2 separate regions of the Mus musculus genome follow, and region 1 is linked to region 2. Evidence: chromatin loops called from intact Hi-C (ENCODE). Cell type or tissue: left cerebral cortex. All regions are shown on one strand. Links, peaks and the distances in the headings refer to the core of each region. The heading gives the core; the rest is flanking DNA. Region 1 has its middle 7.0 kb from the start of Dlk1. Region 2 overlaps Gm34081 (a long non-coding RNA gene).

Region 1 (6,339 bases), core at 1,606-5,605, 81 kb after region 2:
CTTCTGCAGACCACTTGGCCCTTGATTAAATACAGAATTGCTGGTCAGGGAAGCTCAATGGGGTGGAGCTGATGGGCCTCTCAGACAAGCCAGCCTTGGTCTGCAGAAGCGGGTTAGGCCAGCTGGTCGTGGGGAGGGGGGAAGGGGAGGGGGTTAACCCCAGGTTGACATCTTGCTCCACACCCCTATTGAGAATCTCTGAGCCTTGAAGCTTTGTTTCTGCCTAGGCTGGACTGTGGGTTGGGGAGGTGTCAGATTCTCTGCTGATGAGTCCTGGGAAAGACTACAGATAAGTAAACTGAGGCCTGTCGAGATTCTCAGGGTGGAGGGTGGGCGGGGGTGGGGTCGGGGGGTGCTTTTATTGCTCTCTCTAAAGCTGACATTCTCCATTTTCCATCTGTGCAAGGACACTGCCCCCTCCCCCTTCCTTCCTTCCACTTTTCTTTTCTTTTCTTTTTTTTTTTTTTTCCCCCAAGACTGGGTCTAACTAAGAGCTCAGAGACTCAGGCCTATGTTAGGTCTGGAGCCCTGGCCCCACCAAATGCTAATCACAACGGCCTCTTCTTACTCCCCAAGATCGCTTTCTTTCTGTTCTGGTATAGTGGGTTTCAGGTTCACCAGAGCTTCCTGGGAGCTTGGAGCTGTGGGGTTGCAACCCGAGGCTCCAGGGTTTTGCCGATGACCACAGAATGGAACAAACCATGGCCTACTGACATGGAAGCCTCGGCTCACTGCTCGGAGGGCCAACCTCGGGGCCAAGCAAGAATGTGTCCAAGCGAGAACGGGACCACCTCGGTGTACCTCCAAAGCCCTGCTCTCTCTTAGGGTGGGAGGAGTGACTCAGCACTCCTGAGTGCTGCAAGACTCTTCAGGCAAAGGCCAGAGACAGAAATCCCCTCACCCCTTCCCTCTACCACGGAGGGGCCGACCAGAGGCGGAAGACCGGGGAAATGAGAGGCACACAGGGCACATTTAGGCCTGAGAACATGACTGTTCTGTTTCAGGTTCAAGCTGAGAAAAGGCTCTTCACTCTCAAGTGAATTTTCTCAAGTGAATCTTTGCATGTAGAGGACCGGGAACGTGGCCCGTGGCCTCAGAAATGCAAGCCTTTCCTGAGTCTGAGGTGTGGGGCCAGAGAGGTGCATCAAGACCACTCCTAGCCACACTAAGGCCTTCTGAAGGCAGCCGGAGCACAAATCCCCCATAGTCCCAAGCTCTCATGTGGGTCTGCCTGTAATGCGGGAGACCAGGCTCTTGACGCAGTTTTGGCAAGCTTGAGACACATTGGTCTGGGTTCCACATGTAGCGCAGGTTGGGGCAGGGTCTTCCCCTCTCTCCAGACACTAGTTTTCCTTTATCCATCAGTGAGAGGATTAAAAACCTAGACCTCTCTATTTCTTCAAAGGCACAGTCTACATGAATATTAAGTTTATGTCATTTGCATCAACCAAATTATCCTCTTAAAGGGCACCAGTGAGTCATTCCACGGTAGGGAGCCGCGCTGGGGGTCTCTAAGAATGTTAAGTGACTCTTTACTCCCAAGGTAAATTCACCCTCCAACCAGGAGGGAGGGCATTCAAAAGAATGAGGAGTCTTTTTGTCATGTAGCTGCCATTATAAGCATTGACCAAGACTACAATAATTCTCCACATATCACAAATTCTCAGAAGTTAGTTTCCAATAAAACAGTGAGTGGCTCTCCTCCTTAAAAACAATATCCAGCCGGGTGGTGGTGGTGCACACCTTTAATCCCAGCACTTGGGAGGCAGAGGCAGGCGGATTTCTGAGTTCGAGGCCAGCCTGGTCTGCAAAATGAGTTCCAGGACAGCCAGGGCTACACAGAGAAACCCTGTCTCGAAATACAAAACAAAACAAAACAGAACAAAAAAAACCAAAAAACAAACAAACAAAAATATCCATCTATCTCTTCAAAATTAGAAAAAACAAAAAACAAAAAACCTACTGTGTGCCCAGGAAGGGAAAGGGGCTCTGTTATGTGTCCAAACCAGTGCAGGCTGGGGAAGGGGCTTATAGACTTGGGCTGAGCAGGATGCATAGGAGTTCTCCAAGTGATGTTTCTGTGGGGACGGTCTTCAGGGCGTACATTTGGGGAATGGTGTGAGTGAGACTTGCGCATGTGTGTTCCTGTGCAGCTGCTAGACTGTGAGATAAGAGCTGAATATGGCATGACTATGATCCCAAGAGCTCAGGATGGGGATAGAGAGATTCGAAGTAGTTGAGAGTTCTCATGCTCTTCCAGAGGACCCAAGTTTAGTTCCCAGCAACTATGCTGAGCAGCTTACAATCATCTGCATCTCCAGCTCTGGGGACCCAATGCCAAACATCCTTTTCTGAGCTCTGAGAGCACCCATACTTACATGAGCAAACCGAACATCCGTGCACATGACTAAAACTGAAATCAAAGCAAAGAAAACATATAGGAGGAGACTGAGGCGGGAGGTTAACACAAGCCCAAAGGTCTGAGGCACCATGGTGAGCCCTTGTAACAAGCTAGCAACAAAGTGTAGAGGTTTAGTTAGTTTGTCCTGCAGGATTAAAATTCGGGAAAAACAAAACAAAACAAAACAAAAAAGAAAGGAGCAAAAAAACCCCCGAGGCTGTAGTGCAGTGCAAAAGCTTCCATATTTGGATCTAAAATCTGTCCTAATTTGGCAAACAATGGCTTCAGAATCAGAATCCTCTTATCACAGAGTCGTTTGACCAAGACTACAGAAATGATGACGGTAGTGGCAGCAGTATCGCACCCAGACTTGATCAGAAGCCTTGGAAATAAATCCAAGACGTCCATCCTCGTCCAGTGAAGAACCACCCACCTCGGTTGGGGGAGAACGAGTGACCACAAAGGCCAAGGACACCAGATCAGAGACTGCTTTTAGTCACCAGAAAGTCCTCCTTTCAAACCTGGAGCCTGAGCAAGGAGGATCCTCCTGGCTGGCCCCAGATCAGTTCTTAGGGGGCGGGGCAAGGGGGGGGCTGCGGGAGAAGCAGAACTTCTCGCTGGCTCTCCACCATCTGTAAAAGAGAGTGCTGTGTGGTGGTTTGCCCTCCCCCCCCCCCCCCAGCTGTTGGCAGGAAGCTCTGTCAAGTTTAAGGCTGTGAAAACATTGCTCTCGAGGAACGAATCGAAGATTTCTTTTCTCTTTCAGTTTTGTAAGGAAACATTTCCATTTTCATTCCATTGTATTAAAAAAATGTTTTCAGTGTGCTCTTTTGAGTCCAGGACAGACTTGAGAATCTCTCGACTGGAGAAGGCTATCACCTTGTCCCTAAGAAAAGGAGAGAAGCACAAGCCAGCTTGCCCACTAGAGGTGCCGGAGCTGCGCCGCACCGCCCCCTCTCCTGTAGTTCTCACTCTGGACCTGTAGCGAGCCTGTCTGTGGCCTGCTCCCTGGGCCTCATCACTGGCCAGAACACATCTTCTCGCTCCGGTGTTAATGGATTGTGCACATGTGCCTGACCTCAGCAGGACCAGAGACATCTTGTTCCTCCTTGTACCTCGCGGCTGGTGGCCTGCAGCCCTGCTCGTGAGCTGGTTGCGGATTAAGTGAATTAATGAATAAATGAATGAGGCACAACGTGTTCTCGGAGGGTTACCATGGGCCCCTCAGAAAGATCCCGTGTCCTAGCAACTGGTCCCAGCAGCAGGTCCCTCTCCGACAGCAGCCCTCTACTTCCCAGGGGTGGCTGACCTCCCCAATTGGCCTTCCAGGAGGGTCCCCTAGGTTGCAAGACTCTTCCCACCTAGTTACATCGCAACAGAGGCCCCCAGATCTTGTACTGGGAATGTGAGTAGCAGTCAGACCACATCCAGAGCCCCCCCCCCCCCCACTGCCTCCCTCCACCAAGCGCCTGGTTCCTCTGAACCGCTCTCTCTGCATGTGAGCGAACCGTTCCTATGGTGACGCTCTGCACCTCCGGGAGGCCCTACCTAGCAAGTCTGCAGTCAGGCTATACAACCAGTGACAGGACAAGGAGGACAAGGGGGTGCTATCGTGAGCTGACCCACCCCCTACCTCATGCACACACTGGGTGGCTTAGAACCCAAACCCAAACTTTTGATGATCTTTAATGTGATCCAGGCATAGAAATGTCTCTCCCTCTTAGCTTCCAGCTCTGTCATTCCCCACTTAGTCACATAATAGAGGCACAGCTCAGAGAGGGCAAGTGATTCTCTGCTGGTCACACAGCAAGGACTGGACAGAGTAGGACTAGAATGTTTGGGAGTGAAGCCCTGTTAGGAAGACTGTAGAGGCTTATTTCAAAGAGTCCCCCAGGAACCCTCAAGGTTGTAAGGCTTTGTTAAAAAAAAAAAAAAGCAGGGTGTGGTATGTATGACACAGCTTTAACCCTAGCACAGGAGACAGAGTTTGAGGCCAGTCTGGGCTACGTAATGAGACTGTCTAAACCACAAAAATCTAAAACAAACAAGCCAAAACTGATCAAAAAGCTCCGAGGGGCTGGCGACATGGCTCAGCGAGCAAGGATGCTTGCCACCAAGTCTGAATACCTGGGTTCAGTTTCAGAGACACAGATGGTGTAAGGAGAGTATTTACTCGTGTCAGGTGTACTCCACACATGCACAGCGACACCCCCGTGTACAGTAACAAGCCCAGAGACTAGAAACAAGGAGAAGGGTCAGAGTTGGGATTGAGTAGTCCTTCCTTGCCATTATTACTTCAGTGTCAAGCTTTGGGTTGATCACGTACACACACACAGGCACACACACACACACACTTACGAACACATACACAGGCACACACATGCATGCATGCACACTCATGCACACACACATGCATGCATGCACATACAGGCATACACACACACACGCGTGCACACACATGTACTTGCGTGTACATACATACAGGCACACAGGCACACACGCACATGCACCAACACACCCACAGGCACACACATACACATAGGTACACACATACACGCATGCACACACACACAGGCATACACGCACACATGCATACACACACACACACACACTCAAGCACACATACACAATGGCTTATTTCCTTTCTCTCTTTTTCCTACCTTGGAACTCAACTTTGATTCCCCCCTGTCCTCCTCATTATCTAAAGCCTGTCCCAAGTCTGAGACCTACTGGCATCCCAGATACTAACCCCATTTCTAAGCCTCATTCTGGCCATGACCTGCCTGACCCCTTTCACCACCATGATAGCAAGCAAGGATCAGAGAGGCTTTGCCGCAGAGCAGTGAAGTCTCCCTTAGCTCTCCCACAGATGAGCCAGACTTAGGAGGAAAATTAGCTTTCTCGGGGCTCCAAGCTATGAATTTAGTGCACAGTAGGTTCTCGTTAAGTTTGTGTGGAATCGAATTGCAACGTCTTATGAAAGAATCAATAGGGAAGTCCTGGGCTTGCTTGGGGAGACAGGGCCCCTCAGAAGCTGTCCTTTAAGCAAGTGAGCTTCTCTTCACTAGGAAGAGTTGCCTTCAGCCTTACATTGATTCCTCCGTAAGTTTCTTTTCAACGGCTTTTCGTTACCTCCCTGTAACGGGCCAATTATTTCCAACTGTATTTTACTCCATTCTGACTCCCAGCCTGAGGGGCAGCAACAAGACCCAACCCCTGACCTTCCCTCTCCCTCATCCTGGTGTGGCATGTGGGCGCCCCATCTCCACACTGTCTGGGTTTGCTTGGTTTGTTTTCTTGTTGACAGCATCTTTAAGATTTGGTACAGGCCAAGGAACAGGAAGCCAGCAAGGGCATGGGGGTCATGAGATGGGGGGGGGGAGCTGGAGGGGGTTGCTTTTCAGTGAATGTGAAGCCTCTGGCCTCTGATGAGCACTTTTTCAAGGAGTCTGGCCTCTGACAAAATACTCCGCTGCTGGCAGGGTGAGAGAGCACTGTGGAAAGTCTGATAACAAATCAAGTCGGCAACCTACCAGCCAAGACCTGGACCCAAGGCCTCTAGAACCAGCACCTAGGATCTAAAATGGACTCTACAGGCCAGCATCCACTTCTGGAGATCCGGGCCCAATCTCCCTGCTTGACAGCGAGAGTTAACAGACCCTGTGAGCTAAGAGGCAAGACTGGGGAGGTCTGTGTGAATCAGGGCCTCCCAGGCAGGGCTCAGCACAAGACAGATGGTTCATGCAAGATGGTGAGATCAGAGAGAGCTTATTAGAGAGACTATTTACAGCAAAGTGGGTGAGGTGAAAAAAAAAAAACAGACAGATGACAGCAGGCCCAGTTACCCTACAGGCCTAGGGGGTATCAGTACCTGGGCTGGAAACTCAAAGCTAGTAGAGAAGCTATGTGCTTCAGTGGAGGAAGCTCCAGCTCACAGG
Region 2 (6,339 bases), core at 1,039-5,038:
GGTGAGCCTTGGTCAGAAAAGTGTTTCTAGACAACGGTGAGCCAGGATGCCAAGGGTTGTGGTCAACAAAAGCATCTCTGTGTACCACGAAAAAACTGGCACACTGCAGCAGACACCATCCCACGAGGAACTGGTAAACCAAGAGGAACTGGTAAACCACGAACATCCACACTTCACTGTGGGCAGCTTGGAAGCCCTAAGGCACAGGCTTGCTCTTTGTCTTCCATAACTAATATCCTGAAACGGAGTGCCAGATTTCAAACCCCAAACTCCATTCCTTGAATCCCAGAACTGAGCAGAGACGAGTTGGCAGGACGGCTCTTTCCCAGAATCCACTGGGCCTGTTTTGGGGGCAGCTTAGTTAACCACAGGGCTCTGGTTATTTGCAAAACAATAAGAAGGGATGAGACTCCTCTAGGATTCCCAGAGTTTCTCGGTCTTCTTTTTCTTAAAGAAACAGGGTGTCTCCCGCAGGCTTCCAGGAGGTGTTTGAAGATTGGAATTTACTAAGGGCAACCTGGGGAGGAGGCATTGATATTATTCTTACTCTTGACCCTGTGAGAGATGCTCAGAAAGGCAGTGGGGGAAGACACTGTTCAAAGAAAAAATTTCTGAGACCTAAGGCCTCTAAGATTAGAGATTGCTATATAGTCCACAGTCTAGCAAGGCTACAGCAGGGAGACAAGAACTCCGAGACCGGTGTTGTAAGTGCATGCAGGATCGCAATGCCTCCAGCCAAGGGCTGCCTGGGAACTGTGGCTGAAGGAAGTCAGCTCACAAACTGCCATTTAGAATTTGAGATGTGAAAGTTCTCTTTATTTCCCAGCTAACCTGAGCTCCATGCTATTGGAGGTCCTGGGGGGGGGGGGGGGGAAACTCTGCAAGTACCAGATTCCATCAGGAATTCCAAAGCTAAACTACAGTCTGTATGGTCACAGCACCGGAGAGGACAGCCTCTTACTCGCGTGATCCCATTCCCAATCTGTGAGAATGTTTTAGCCATCCCCTGTGCTCAAGGCATTCTCCATTGACAAAATAATGCAGCCCTTCCCTCACTCCAGGAGTTAAGGAAAAGAAAGAAACAGCATAGCATAGCGGCTGCAGCGCTACTCCACGGCGAACCGCGGCACAATTCCACGGCGGTTCGCGGCACGCGTACACAGCGGTACGCGAAGCGGCATTAGTACACGGCGAACCTCCTCGCTAGTTCACGGAGGTCCGCGGCACTAGTCCATGGCGAACCTTGGCACCAGTCCATAGCGATCTGCGGCACTGACTGTCCACTATGAACCGTAGCGGTAGTTCATAGCGAACGGCAGCATTGTGTACAGTAAGCCATGGGACTTGCCCATGACAAACCACAGCACTTGTACATGGTCAGCCTGTGTACTAGTCGATCGTGAACTGCAGCCTGGGTCCACAGCACATCTCCGTATAGATTCACAATCCTTCCTAACACTAGCATGATGTACCTTAGCACAAATATAGCGTGTACTATAAAATGGCTGCATGGTGCCATATAGACATATCTCTGTGCACATACAGGATGATAGGACTCATATACCGTGAATTGCAGTGAGTACAAGAGTCATTGTGCTTGGTATGGGATATGCCATGGCACAACTACACAGGGTACTACAGAGTAGGCCTGTTGACTTGTAGCAAAGTACATCGTGTAGCACTGCTCTGGCACAAAGCAATGATACAAGATACACCATGACATAGACATAAAGATCCACAGTGTGTATAAATCATCCTTTACGGTAAACCCACATACGTGTGCCATGAGACACCAGGTCTATACCAGAGTATACCTTGAATTTGTGCCTCAAAGCACTAGTTTATATTGTATAATCCATGCACTTTTGCTGTGAGGCACTTGGCTCGTACCGTAGTATACTACGTAGACAGGCCGCGAGGCGCTTGGCTCATACCGTAGTATACCACGTAGCAGTGCCGCAACACACTTGGCTTATACCGTAGTATACCACGTAGCTGTACCACGTATCGCTTGGCTTATACCGTAGTATACCACATAGCTGTGCCACGTATTACTTGGCCTATACCGTCGTATGCTATGCATTTGTGCTGAAGGCACCTGACCTATATTGCAGTACATCCATGTATGCCAGGCCAATACTGTAGTACACCGCGTATCTGTTCCGCGAGTCACCCGGTTTGTACCATACATACTATACTATGTGTTTGTGGCGTGAGGCACCTGGCCTATACTACAGAACAGTCACGTACCTTTGCCACAAGAACATTCAGTCTTATACCATAGAATACCATATATCTGTGATGCCAGGCATTTGTCCTATACCGTCATATAATTGTACTTTGCCGCGAGGCATCTGTCTTATACCATACATAGTACACCCACATATCTGTGCTACAAAACACCAGGCCTGTACCATAATATACCATATTTGTGCTACAAACCACTTGGCCTATACCGTAATATATGGTATTTATTTGTGCTGTGAGGCACTTGGCCTATACCGTAGTATACCTTTTATTTATGCTGTGGAACACCTAGCCTATACCATAGTGGACCACATAAGAACATTGCTCCATGATACATCCTGTTCCCTAGTGAAGGTTTGCTATGCCTGTGTCATAGTGCACTACCTGAATCTGTGCCACGGTAAATGTGAATCTATCTATGATGTGGAGCTTTGAGCCCAAGCCGTAGTGCCTGCACCGTGAAGCTTTGATCCTGTGCCATGGAGCTCTGTACGGGCGACATGAGCATGACACGCTACTGCTCTGTGCCGTGAAGCACCAGGTCAAGACTGTTGTGTCACACTTAGCTTTGCTGCTGCACATCCGGTGTACCAGGCTGTAACGGACCGTGTGTATGTGCTGTAGCCGACTTGAACCTGAGCCGGGATGGACTGTGCCTATGCCGCGGTACTTTGTTGTCTGTAACTATGGTGACTTGTGCATCAAGTATCTGTGCGCAAGGCACGGTTCCTATGCCATAATGTACTGCTCCTCAAGGCCCAGTGAGAGCCTGTTACTTCGTAGCACTTTTTAACGTAGAAGGTCCGTGTACTACCACCCAGAGGTACACATAGGTCAGGATCCATCAGGGCATGAGTTCAAGTGCACCTTGGCACAACTCCGTGGTACCTCACAGCACAGGCCTAGAACACTATGTATGGCAGAGATGCATGGGAACCACCTCAGCACAACTACATGGCACAGTATGGTAAAGGCAAGACGAATCACAAGATCTCAGCAGGGTCCGCCCTGAACCTCAGTGAGGGCCCCCAGGGATCCTCGGTACTGCCAGGTTGACTCATCTCTCAGAGTCCTCCTGACAGTTTGAAATCACTGACGTGGGATTCAATGCATCTCATTCTCACTGCCGCTAGGCAACCAACCCCACACATGTTCGTCAAACCTCTCCCTGTTTGCTCAAAGGTGAATAAATAATCTAGCAGCATCGAGTGGTCTTAAGGTGGCCCCATAGGTCCCAAGCGTGCCCGCCAAACCTGATTTTTCCAACCCTTGGGCTTCTGGGCTAAAGGACATGAAGGAATCATTCTCTAAGCATTTCTACACCCCCACCGCTCTCTCAACCTCACCTTCCTCAGACACACCCAAGCAAGCAAGGGCAGTGGGCGGAAACTTGAATTTTGATTGTCTGATATTCAGTTTAGAGTGGAGGCGTCTTTATCTTTTTCAAAGGAATGACAGCAAAGAACAGCAGCTCCTCCCAAAGACGACCTCCCTGGAGCGTTTGCAGGTCAGCACTTCCTCATTGAGCCGGCACTTCCTTATTCAGCCAGGGCTACCCTTGCCCCGTGGGCTTCTGAGAAGCCTACAGATCACACAAACTTTCTAACCGGGGAAATTCTGCTCTGGTGGGGTGGAGAAGGTCTCCATTCTCTCCAGCCAGTGAGAGCTGGACTCTTCTTGGGGGACCCCCGAGTCTAGATGATGGCTGTTCCTTGGTTTAATTTTTTATTTTATTTTATTTTTTGTGGTTTTAGAGCTTATTTGTAGAAAGGCAGAGAAAAAGAGAGAAGGTAGAAAGAGGGAGATTGGCCATGGCCACGTGGAGAGAGGGTGGGGGGAGAAAGGGAGGGAGAGAAGGAGAACTAGAGATGAAAGTAAGAAAGATGAGAGCTTAAGAGTTGCTTTAACCTCAGGGTTTTAACATCACTTATCCCATTGAATGTCTTGGGTTGCTTTTTTCCTACTCTTTATTTTGTTTTATTTTAATTTTTTTTTGGTTTTTCGACACAGGGTTTCTCTGTGTAGCCCTGGCTGTCCTGGAACTCACTCTGTAGACCAGGCTGGCCTTGAACTCAGAAATTCGCCTGCCTCTGCCTCCCAAGTGCTAGGATTAAAGGTGTGCACCACCACCGCCCAGCTCGCCTACTCTTTATTAGGGATTAAACCTAGAATTGTGTGTGTTCAATAGGTGCTCTATCATTGAACACAGCCTGGCCTTCTGTCATTGGATCTTGACCTAAGTTCCTAGAGGTAATGTTTAGTCTTTAATACTGGAGATGCTTAAACCAGAAAAGGCAGGGCACCATGCCCTTCTTTTTTCTTTTTTTTTCTTTTTTTTTTTTTTTTTTTTGCCAGTTTTCAGATTGACCTACAGGAAGTGTGACTGCCCCTAACCTCTGTGCTATTAAGAAAGCAAAGTTGTAGGGTGAGGGTGGGGGTCAGATCCCCTCAACACAGATTCTACAGGTGAAACTCAGAAGGGTCGGGGGGGGGGGGTGGGGGCTTCTGAGGAAAGGCAGACACTGAGCTCAGAGCTGGAGAGACAGACAAACAGCCCTGAGAGTCTGGTGCAGGGTCATGGCAGGTCCCAAGAATTCTACTCTAGAGTTAATCCTTTACAATGACAATGTTTAGGTTCAAGATGGCCACGAGGATGCAAGTAGGGTCTCCTCTGGAAGAATGCTGAAGTCCTAGGACATGTTGAATAACCAACAGCTAGCATTTGATGTGTGACAAGCTGAGGGAGCCAAGCAGGTCCCTGTGGACGACTGAGGCAGAGAAACCTGGTAGCAGAAGGGATGTGTTTGTTACCCAGTCAGAAAGATCCGGAATGCCTCCCTAGTGTTCACTGGAGCCTGTCTCCTTTAATTCTCCCAATAGCCCAATCTGGAAACTGTCATAAAATTATAACCTTTAAGACAATTATAGGAAAAATTCTTGTCCTTTGTTTAGCAGGATTTGGGGAGGGGGATGGTGGACCACAAAAACAAATGAGAAGACAATAGAAACAAAAAATCCAAAGGATCCAATGGTATGTGACCAAGGAAGGTCCTTGCTCCTCTGCTGCCTCCCCACCCCACACTCCAGGGTGTGCTGTGGGGGGTGGGGTGGGCAGGGGTGGGAAGCCTATTGTGGAGCAAAAAAACCTTCTTTGTGGGGCACGTTCTCACCCCTGGAGGATCTGGACACTGTGGATCTGAGTGTTCTCTTTTCTCTCAATGGGTTGGGTCTTTGTTTGTTTGTTTGTTTGTTTGGGGCCTGGTGGGGAAACCAAAGAGGCACTGTTTGTACTGGGAAAACAGCTACCTGAAAGGGCTCCTCCGTAGCTCAGAGAGCCTGGAGAGAAAGCTGAAGCTAAGAGAGGGCTCGCCTGGAATGATATCTTCTTCTGAAAACAACTTTACACACAAATTCTTCTTCCCTTGGCCACGTGGACACTACCCTTTCTTGAAAGGCAGAGATGGGCCCCTTCAGGGTCTGGAAGTGCAGCAGTGAGGAGGTCCCCCAAAGCGAGGGCTGTACCTCACAAATTCCTGAGGACCAGTCAGGCATATTTCCTTTCAGTCCGGCAGGAAATCAAAGTGCAGGTGCTAAGAGAAAAACCACACCACTGTGCCAAACAAGGATACCTCTGGCTCTGGGGCTGACTCCCAACAGGTCTCCCTTCAAGACCACATGTTAGGGATCAGGCCAAGCTGGGGGTGGGGGGTGGGGGGGTCAATGTCCTGTTCTTCCTTCTCAGCTTCTTCTTTCTTCTCTTCCCAGATGCACCCCCGCCCCCATCCTCAGGGCTCAGAGGAAGTCCATGAAATGAAATGCTGGCAGAATGGATGCTCCATGAACACGCAGGTTTTACCTAACAAGCAGAACCTGGAAGCCACTTATCCCAAGCCCTAGCTAGGCTACAAGAGCTTTCCATGAGTGTCTGAAACAAAGCTGGCCCAGGACAGAGAGGTAGCTGGCACCGGAATAAGACCCAGAGATGATCCAGAACTATTCAAGCATGTTTACATTTACAAGGGAAGTGAGTAGAAGGTGTTTGCTATTAACCCTTGCTTACCCAGCAGCCCTCATGGGTGAGAAGATGACAGG

The links. Hi-C counts contacts between places; a loop is a spot of excess contacts. Peaks named below come from ENCODE experiments on the same cell type or tissue, not always from the same donor. Only the 100,000 strongest peaks of a DNase experiment are listed, where the experiment ranks them.
Region 1: a loop joins it to region 2, with 2.1 times the contacts of the local background. A loop is called at or near these places in 4 of 42 quality-filtered maps.

The regions. Positions count from the first base shown.
Region 1 is chr12:109,443,253-109,449,591 of GRCm38, reverse strand. No RefSeq gene overlaps it. Among named protein-coding and RNA genes, the nearest start is that of Dlk1, 7.0 kb to the left of the region's middle. In left cerebral cortex, for the core only: a CTCF peak has its summit at 3,341; DNase peaks (open chromatin) are centred at 3,377 and 3,559; H3K4me3 peaks cover 372 bases.
Region 2 is chr12:109,523,229-109,529,567 of GRCm38, reverse strand. It overlaps Gm34081 (a long non-coding RNA gene), which reads left to right. Exons shown (of 8, transcript XR_003950134.1): 3 at 5,990-6,271. Among named protein-coding and RNA genes, the nearest start is that of Gm34081, 14 kb to the left of the region's middle. In left cerebral cortex, for the core only: no CTCF peak of the experiment used is centred there; a DNase peak (open chromatin) is centred at 3,402.